2 separate regions of the Homo sapiens genome follow, and region 1 is linked to region 2. A link is an interaction called in ENCODE POLR2A ChIA-PET data of the cell type or tissue named here. Cell type or tissue: MCF 10A. All regions are shown on one strand.

The links. Peaks named below come from ENCODE experiments on the same cell type or tissue, not always from the same donor. Only the 100,000 strongest peaks of a DNase experiment are listed, where the experiment ranks them.
Region 1: POLR2A ChIA-PET joins it to region 2 with 6 read pairs; 3 of 35 experiments call an interaction of 5 or more read pairs at or near these places.

The regions. Positions count from the first base shown.
Region 1 is chr1:32,540,906-32,545,905 of GRCh38, reverse strand. All of the region lies in intron 1 of ZBTB8A (zinc finger and BTB domain containing 8A), which reads right to left. LOC124903952 (a long non-coding RNA gene) reads left to right here. Exons shown (of 2, transcript XR_007065669.1): 2 at 4,077-4,330. Among named protein-coding and RNA genes, the nearest start is that of ZBTB8A, 4.0 kb to the right of the region's middle. In MCF 10A, no CTCF peak of the experiment used is centred here; no DNase peak of the experiment used is centred here.
Region 2 is chr1:32,786,565-32,791,564 of GRCh38, reverse strand. YARS1 (tyrosyl-tRNA synthetase 1) reads left to right here. Exons shown (of 13, transcript NM_003680.4): 6 at 311-403; 7 at 4,490-4,625. Among named protein-coding and RNA genes, the nearest start is that of YARS1, 28 kb to the left of the region's middle. RefSeq lists an enhancer at 4,038-5,000. In MCF 10A, no CTCF peak of the experiment used is centred here; a DNase peak (open chromatin) is centred at 2,024.

The DNA of each region.
Region 1 (5,000 bases), 250 kb after region 2:
ATAGTAGAAGGGAACTGTAAAACAAAGAAAGCAAATGATTGTACCTGGTAGTATTGAGAAACATTTCCAAAAGGCTCAACGTTTAGGTTGGGTCTTGAAGGATGAAAAGAAGTTTATACATGAGAAAGAGGGCAAAAGGCGTTCTAGCCAGAGAGAGCACCAAATGGGAAGGCAAAAACAGCGTATTAAACAGCATGGCCTCCTAGGGGATGGTAAGAAGTTTGCTATAGCTAGAGACTGTGGGCCTACAGAAGGATGGCAGAAGATGAAACTAGAAAAGTATGTAAGAGCTAGATCTTGGAAGCCCCTCCAGTTTTGGGGGTTCTGAGGCACTTCTGAAGGATTTTAAAAAGAAGAAACACAGGATTATAGGTCTACCAATCATTAGCTGTGTGACTTTGTCAAGTTACTTAACTCTAAGCATTCGTTTCCTTTTTGTAAAATGAGGTTATTGACTGTTTAGAGGCTCTAAGGAAGTCTGTTAAGAGGATTAAATAAGATAATCGCTAAAATAAATAAGATTAAATAAGACAAATAGAAATAAGCACATGAAGAGATGTTTAGCATCATTAATCATTAGAGAAATGCAAATCAAAATCACAATGAGATACTACCTCACACCCACTAGGATAGTTTGCTACAATAATTTTTTAAAATTTTTTTCTTCTTCTTTTTCTATATTTTCTTTTTTTTCCATGTTTTTCCAGAGATATAATAATTTTTTAAAAAACATGAAAATACTAAGTGTTGGCCAGAGTATAGATAAGTAAGAACCTTCACACACTGCTGGTGGAAATATAAAATGGTACAGCGACTTTGGAAAACAGTCTGGGAGTTCCTCAAATGATTAAACATGGAGTTATCATATGACCCAGCAATTTCACTCCTAGGTATATATTCAAGAGTAATGAACACATACGTCTACACAGAAACTGATACACGAATGTTTATAATAGCATTATTTGCAACAGCTAAGAGGTGGAAACAATCCAAATGTCCACTGACGGACAGGTGGGTAAACAAAATGTGGTATACCCATACAATGGAATGTAACTCGGCCATAAAAAGAATGAAGTACTGATATGGTCACGCGCCGCATAACATTTTGGTCAACAACTGACTACATATACGACGGTGGTCCCATAAGATTATAATACCATATTTTTATTGTACCTTTCCTGTGTTTATTTATTTGTTTATTTATTTTTGTAGACAAAGTCTTGCTCTATCCCCCAGGCTGGAGTGCAGTAGCACCATCTCAGGTCACTGCAACCTTCGCCTCCTGGGTTAAAGCAGTTCTCCTGCCTCAGCCTCCTGAGTAGCCGGGATTACAGGCACCCACCGCCATGCCTGGCTAATTTTTGTACTTTTAGTGGAGACGGGGTTTTGCCATGTTGGCCAGGCTTGTCTTGAACTCCTGACCTCGGTGATCCACCCACCTTGGGCTCCCAAAGTGCTGGGATTACAGGCGTGAGCCACTGTGCCCAGCTTTCCTGTGTTTAGATATGTTTAGATACACAAATACTTACCATTGTTTTACAAATGCCTATAGTATTATGCTATACAGGATTGTAGCCTAGGAGCCATAGGCTATACCATACAGCCTAGGCGTGTAGTAGGCTATATCAGCCAGGTTTGTGTAAGTACATTCTATGATGTTCACACAACAACAAAAATCACCTAACAACACATTTCTCAGAACATATCCCCATCATTAAGTGACATATGACTGTATATACTACAACATGGGTGAACCTTAAAAACCTCATGCTGGCTGGGAACGGTGGCGTGAGCCTGTAGTCCCAGCTACTTGGGAGACTGAGGCAGAGGACTGGTTGAGCCCAGGAGGTCAAGGATGTAGTGAGCCAGGATTACGCCACCACAATCCAGTATGGGTGACAGTGAGATCCTGTCTCTAAAAAACAAACAAGTCTGGGTGTGGTGGCTCATGCCTGTAATCCCAGCACCTTGGGAGGCCGAGGCGGGCGGATCATGAGGTCAGGAGACCGAGACCATCCTGGCGAACACGGTGAAACCCTGTCTCTACTAAAAATACAAAAAATTAGCCGGGCATGGTGGCAGGTGCCTGTAATCCCAGCTACTCGGGAGGCTGAGGCAGGAGAATGGCGTGAACCCAGGAGGCGGAGCTTGCAGTGAGCCGAGATCGCGCCATTGCACTCCAGCCTGGGTGACAGAACGAGACTTTGTCTAAAAAACAAAAAACCTGATGCTAAGTTACAGAAACTAGTCATAAAAAATACATATTTTATTTATGATTTTATTCACATGAAATGCCCAGAATGGGTAGATCCACATAGGAAGTAGATGAGGGGTTATCAGGAGCTAGGGAGACATGGGAATAGGAGTGACTGTTAACAGGCATGGGGTTTCTTTATGCAAATGATGAAAATGTTCTGGAGTTAAGAGGGTCATGATGGTTGCACAATTTTGTGACCATATCAAAAAACTGAATTGTACACTTTAAAATGGGTAAATTTTATGGCGTAAGAGTTATATCTCAGGCCAGGCGCAGTGGCTCACACCTGTAATCCCAGCACTTTGGGAAGCTGAGGCGGGTGGATCACCTGAGGTCAGGAGTTTGAGACCAGCCTGACCAACATGGTGAAACCCCGTCTCTACTAAAAATACAAAAAATTAGCCGGGCATGGTGGCAGGTGCCTGTAATCCCAGCTGCTTGAGAGGCTGAGGTAGGAGAATTGCTTGACCCTGGGAGGCGGAGGTTGCAGTGAGCCCAGATCACACCATTGCACTCCAGCCTGGGCAACAAGAGTGAAACTCCGTCTCAAAAAAAGTTATATCTAAAAAAAAAATAGGAATTGTCCTATACACTGGGGTCAGTTACAACCTGATATTCACATTGAAAGGATTTTAACATAACATGCATTCATAGTAGTACTCTTGAGTCATCAAAAAAGGTTTAAGTTATTTTCAGAATTATGTGATTAGGTCATGGAAATCGGTAATGCATTTCAGATTTTCTTCTTTCAGTAGAGTGACTTTATACGTTGAAACAGCAAGTTAGATCAATTTATATGGGACATCCAAAATCCAAATGGAAACATTTTAAATATCTGTAAGAGTTAAATATTATAATAGTCCCAAGAATATAACAGAATTCAAGATTTCCATCAAGTTCAATGATCTTTAAAAAGGTGGTTGGGAAAGACAATTACACATTTTAGGAACCATTAAGTTCGAAAGTCTTTGGAATAGAAGCCAATGACATGTATTTCTATGAGTAGACTGAAGATTTAAGTAGCGAGTGTAACTTGAACTAAGGTTGTCGTTGAGAAGATCAACTCTCTTTTTTTGAGACGGAGTCTTGCTCTGTCGCCCAGGCTAGAGTGCAGTGGCGCAATCTCGGTTTACTGCAACCTCTGCCTCCCAGGTTCAAGTGATTCTCCTGCTTCAGCCTCCCGAGTAGTTGTGATTACAGGTGCCTGCCACTGTGTGCTAATTTTTGTATTTTTAGTAAAGAAGATGGGGTTTCACCTTCTTGTCCAGGCTGGTCTCGAACTCCTGACCTCGTGATCCACACCCCGCCCCCCCGACCCCCGAGGCCTTGGCCTCCCAAAGTGTTGGAATTATAGGTGTGAGCCACCACACTCGGCTGGGAAGATCAACTCTTTTAAGATATATAGTCATTAATCTAAAATTTAATGTGTCCCACCAGGGTCAGCAAAACTAATCTTGTTAGCCTGCTTAGCAAACGTTCCTGAGTCATAAAGAACTTCAGCTAACTAGAGTGGTAACTGTATTCCTTGATGGATAAATGATCCTTCAGCTTTGGAAGATTTAGAATTAAGTACAGATGCTCTTCAACTGACGATGGGGTTACATTCCAATAAACCTATTTTAAGTTGAAAACATTGTAAGTTTAAAATGCATTTAATACCCCATTAAACGCACTGTAAAGTCAAAAAATCGTAAGTCAAGCCATTGTAAGTCAGTGATCGTCTGTATTAAAAACATTTAAGAGCTATGGTTTGAACATTTGTGTCCCCTCCAAAATTCATGTTGAAACTTCATCCCGATTGCAACGGTATCATCTTTAGGAGGTGATTGGGCCACGAAGACTCTGCCCTCATGGATGGAATTAGTGCCCTTATAAAAGCACCTGAGGGAGTGAGTTTAGCCTCTTCTGCCCTTCCATTCCTTCTGCCACGTGAGGACACAGCAGTCCTCCCATCCAGAGGATGCAGCAACACGGTGCCATCTTGGAAGCAAAGAGCAGCCCTCACTAGACACCAAACTGCCTAAACTTCTCAGCCTCCAGAAGTGTGAGAAATAAATTTGTTCTTTATAATTACCCAGTCCCAAAGTATTTTTATAGCTGCACAAATGGCCTGAGACAGAAAAGATTTAGAATTAATAAAAACACTTAAGAGAATCAAAACTATAGTTGAGGAAAGCCTCATTGAGAAGATGGCATTTGGGTAAAGTCCAAAGGAAGTAAGAGAGTCATGTGGGTGTCTGGGGGAAGAGCATTTCAGGCAAAGGGAACGGCAAGTGCAAAGGCCCTGAGGTGAGCAGGCAAGGAGGCATGGGGGAAGCAATGGGATATGGAGTCAGAAAGGGAAAGCAGATCATGAGAGAAGTAGGACATGGTGAGACCAGGTGCTTGTAAGGCTGCATAGACTATTATGGAGCTTTTGGCTTTTAAACTGCGTAAGATGGGGAGCCACTGACCAATTTTGAGCAGAAAAGTGGCAAAAGCTTCATTCAAGGGAATCAAACACATCAAATCTTTAAATATGATTAACATATCATTGTGTCACTGAGTTAAGTCTATTACACAGTTTTATCTAAAAATTAGATTTAAATGACATACGATGAATTAAATTACTCTATCTTACAAAGTTTTTGATGGCCCCAAATCATTATCAACAGCGAAGCTGGTGATTTCAGGGCTAGGAGATAAGGGTTAGTGGTGTGGCCTCCTTCCTGGAGTCCCTACTCATTATGCCTCCTGCTGACAT
Region 2 (5,000 bases):
CTCCCAAAGTGCTGGGATTACAGGTGTGAGCCACCATGCCCGGCTTGCCCTGTTGTTTTATGTATTTCCAGCTTTTATTGTTGTTTATGGTGACATAAGTCCAATAGCCTCACAATGTAATACTGATAGAAAAGCAGTAGGGAAAAAAACTTCGCTTGAATTACAGTCACTGTCAAAGCTACATATTTAGTATAAAAAGATTGGAAGCAATATAACAACTACTCAGTTGCTGGCCAAGTCAGATGAGATCAGGGCACTGAGGAGGAACTTAGACTAATATCGGCTTTTGTGTGTTTCTCTAATCTCTCAGTACCTCCCTGCACTTGGCTATTCAAAACGGGTCCATCTGATGAATCCTATGGTTCCAGGATTAACAGGCAGCAAAATGAGCTCTTCAGAAGAGGTAAGTTGCCAGCTGAGACTTGAATTTAGAAATCTTCAGCCTCAATGGAGAGATTGAGGACTGAAAAGAACAGTGACCTGGCTAACTAGAATTCTCCAATATTTGAGTTAGAAGGAGCCTTACACCATTCAATTAGTTTAGTGGTTCTTGAGTATCAAAGGATCCAGAGCAGTCCTGATGAGATCTAATCATAACTTAATGGTTTTTGCTGCTGATAAAAAAATAAAAGCAAAAGTAATGTCTTTGTTCATACGACTGTGATGAAATTCAGCCTTATTAATGAGAGCACTATGGTTGCATTTCACTAATTAGCATTTTGATTCCTAGGGTAATACTTGATATCACTAATATTATGATATCTTTTAATATTTAAGAGTCCCTCTTGAGCTCGTGTACTTGAGGGAAAGTTCACTTTGGTTCTGATCATTAGAACGTGGAAATCCAAAGATGTGAAAGGTTGAGTTCTGGGTTCCCAAACATGGCTTACCTTCAGAATCATCTAGGGAATTTAAAAAAAAAAAAAAAAGTGTTGATTAGACCTTGTCCATAGAGATTCTGATAAAGTAGTTCTGGGAGGAACTTAGGAATCTGTATTTCCTTCCTTCCTTCCCTTTCTCTCTCCCTTTTTTTTTTTTTTTTTTTTTTTTTGAGATGGAGTCTCACTCTGTCACCCAGGCTGCAGTGCAGTGGTGCGATCTCAGCTCACTGCAAGCTCCGCCTCCCAGGTTCATGCCATTCTCCTGCCTCAGCCTCCCAGAGTAGCTGGGACTACAGGCGCCCGCCACCATGCCTGGCTAATTTTATTTTGTATTTTTTTAGTAGAGATGGGGTTTCACTGTATTAGCCAGGATGGTCTCGATCTCCTGACCTCGTGATCCACCCACCTCAGCCTCCCAAGGTGCTGGGATTATAGGCGTGAGCCACTGCACCCAGCCAAAAAGTTTTTAAAAATACAAATTAAAAAAAAAAAAAAAAAAAAAGGCCTGCGTGGTGGCTCACGCCTGTAATCCCAGCACCTTGGGAGGCCATGGCAGATGGATACTTGAGGTCAGGAGTTCGAGACCAGCCTGTCCAACATGGTGAAACCCCATCTCTACTAAAAGTACAAAAATTAGCCAGTCGTGGTGGCAGGCGCCTGTAATCCCAGCTACTAGGGAGGCTGAGGCAGGAGAATTGCTTGAACCCAGGAGGCAGAGGTTGCAGTGAGCCAAGATCACACTGTTGCACTCCAGCCTGGGCAACAAGAGCGAGACTCCCTCTCAAAAAAAAAAGGGCCAGGCACAGTGGCTCACACCTGTAATCCCAGCACTTTGGGAGGCCAAGGCGGGTGGATCACCTGAGGTCAGGAGTTCCAGACCAGCCTGGCCAACATGGTGAAACCCCTTCTCTACTAAATATATAAAAATTCAGCTGGGTGTGGTGGCATGCACCTGTAATCCCAGCTACTCGGGAGGCTGAGACAGGAGAATTGCTTGAACCCAGGAGAAAGAGGTTGCACTGAGTCAAGATTGCATCACTGCACTCCAGCCTGGGCCACAGAGTGAGACTCCGTCTTAAAAAAAAAAAAAAAAAATGCCTGGCCCAATCCCAAGAGATTTTGATTCATTAGGTTTGGGTGGAACCCAGTAAAAGGTGATTCATATACTGTCACATGTGAGCTAGAATTTGGTAACCACTGAACTCAAATGACCATGAACTCACTCTTTCCAAATAAGAAACAAAGCCTATTACCTAAAAAGGAAAAATGGCTGTAGATAATATATAATACTTAGTGTGGCTGATTGCTGTGAACAAGTATCCTCACACATTGTCGACAGCAATGTTGATTAGGATACCTTTCAAAAAACAATTTTGAACCTAGCAATTTTCGGCATCTTAAGGAAATGATTCTAGAGAAGGGAAAAGACTGCAAAGATGTCCAATGTAGCATTATATATAATTTGTAAAAATTAGGATAGAATCTAACAGTTTGGAGTTTGCTAAATTATGTTTCCACTAATAATTGGGAATATAATATGGCATAAAAACTATAAGTAGGCCACACATTGTGGTTCACACCTGTAATCCTAGCACTTTGGGAAGCCAAGGTGGGCAGATAGGTTGAGTCCAGGAGTTCAAGACCAGCCTTGGCAACATGATAAAATCCCATCTCTATAAAAAATTTTAAAAATTAGCTAGGCATGGTGGCATGCACCAATAGTTCCAGCTACATGGGAGGCTGAGGTAGGAGGACTACTTGAGCCTGGGAGGCAAAGGTCGCAGTGGGCCATGATTGTGCCACCACACTCCAGCCAGGGCAACAGAGCAAGCAAGATCCTATCAATCCCAACACTTTGGGAAGCTGAGGCAGGAGGATTGCTAGAGGCCAGGAGTTTGAGATTGTCCTGGGCAACACAGTGAGACCCCATTTTAACAAATAATTAGCCAGGCATGCCAGGTGCGGTGGCTCACGCCTGTAATCCCAGCACTTTGGGAGGCCAAGGCGGGTGAATCACCTAAGGTCGGGAGTTCGACACCAGCCTGACCAACATGGAGAAACCCCGTCTCTACTAAAAATACAAAATTAGCTGGGCTTGGTGGTGCATGCCTGTAATCCCAGCTACTTGGGAGGCTGAGGCAGGAGGAACCGCTTGAACCCAGGAGGCGGAGGTTGAGGTGAGTCGAGATCATGCCATTGTACTCCAGCCTGGGCAACAAAAGCAAAACTGTCTCAAAAAATAAATAAATAAATAAATAAATAAAAATTAGCCAGGCATGGTTTTGTACACCTGTAGTCCTAACTCCTCTTGAGGCTGAGGTCAGAAGATCACTTAATGGCAGGAGTTCGAGGTTACAGTGAACTATAATTGCACCACTGTACTCCATCCTGAGCAACAGAGCGAGACCATCTGAAAAGAAAAAAAATTGTAAGTAAGGACCAGGTAGCCACTCAGAAATACTTAAAAGATAGACATTTATTCTCCAACTACAAATTCATAACAATTTTGTGTGCTATAAACAAAGCCTGAGAAGAATATAAAAAATAAAATAGTTTAATTTGTTAGATGGCAGGATTGTGAGTGGTTTTTCACTGTCGCCCAGGCTGGAGTGTAGTGGCATGATCATGCCTCACTGCACTTTCAACCTCAGGCTCAAGTGATCCTCCTGCCTCAGCCTCCTGAGTAGCTGGGACCACAGGCGCGTACAACCACACCCAGCTAATTTTTTATTTTCAGTAGAGATGAGGTTTTTCTATGTTGCCCACACTGGTCTTGAACTCCTGGGCTCAAGCGACTCTCCAGCCTCCCAAAGTGATAAGACTACAGGTGTGAGCCACTGTGCCCAGCCAAATGTTAAAATATTTTTATTGCCCGGGTGCAGTGGCTCACACCTGTAATCCCAGCACTTTGAGAGGCCAAGGCGGGGCAGATCACGAGGTCAGGAGATCGAGACCATCCTGGCTACCACGGTGAAACCCTGTCTCTACTAAAAATACAAAAACAAAATTAGCTGGGCGTGGTGACAGGCACCTGTAATCCCAGCTATTCGGGAGGCTGAGGCGGGAGAATGGCGTGAACCCAGGAGGCGGAGCTTCCAGTGAGCTCAGATGGCGCCACTGCACTCCAGCCTGGGCAACAGAGTGAGACTCCGTCTCAAAAAAAAAAAAAAATCTTTATTTATTTATTTTTACCACATCCACAGGAAAATATCTGCAAGTACCTAATGTTAAAATCTTTGTAAAAAGAATTTTTTTAGCGAGGCACAGTGGCTCACACCTTTAATCCCAGCACTTTTTGGGAGGCCAAGGCAGGAGAGTTGCTTGAGCCCAGAAGTTTGAGACCAGCCTGGGCCACATGATGAAACCCTGTCTCTACAAAAAATAGAATTACCTGGGCATGGTGACACATTCCTGTAGTCCCAGCTTTCCAGGAGGCTGAGATGGGAGAATCTCTTGAGCCCAGGAGGCTGAGGCTGCAGTGAGCCATGATTGTGCCACTGCACTCCAGCCTGGGTGACAGAGAAGAAAAAACAAAATTTAACTTATATTAGTTGAGCATATTCTCATTTTCAACCACAAGAGGTCCTCTTCCGTTCTATGACTTCTAGGAGTCCAAGATTGATCTCCTTGATCGGAAGGAGGATGTGAAGAAAAAACTGAAGAAGGCCTTCTGTGAGCCAGGAAATGTGGAGAACAATGGGGTTCTGTCCTTCATCAAGCATGTCCTTTTTCCCCTTAAGTCCGGTAACACTCTCTGTTTTCTTCCTAGAGGCCAGGCTAGAATAGAAAAGTTCGTGCTGTGATCATACTTGTGATTTGTCACAGACTCTTCCTTCAGGGACTGGCTGCCCTGATTCTCTGCTCTGATTTCTTATATATTAAAGTATGAATGATGTTGGGATGTAATTTAATTGTCCATATATTCGTTACCAGGCTAGGTTCTGAGGGAATACTGGAGTGGGCAGAGGTGTTAGAAGTAAGGGTGGGGGCAGACATGTTGAACTAGAGGAATACAACAAAATAGATATAAGCCACAAGCCTTCCCCTGAAGCAGCTGAGATGCTAGCTGGGTATACAATAGTGCCACTCATCCAATTTAAGAATAATACCATACAATAA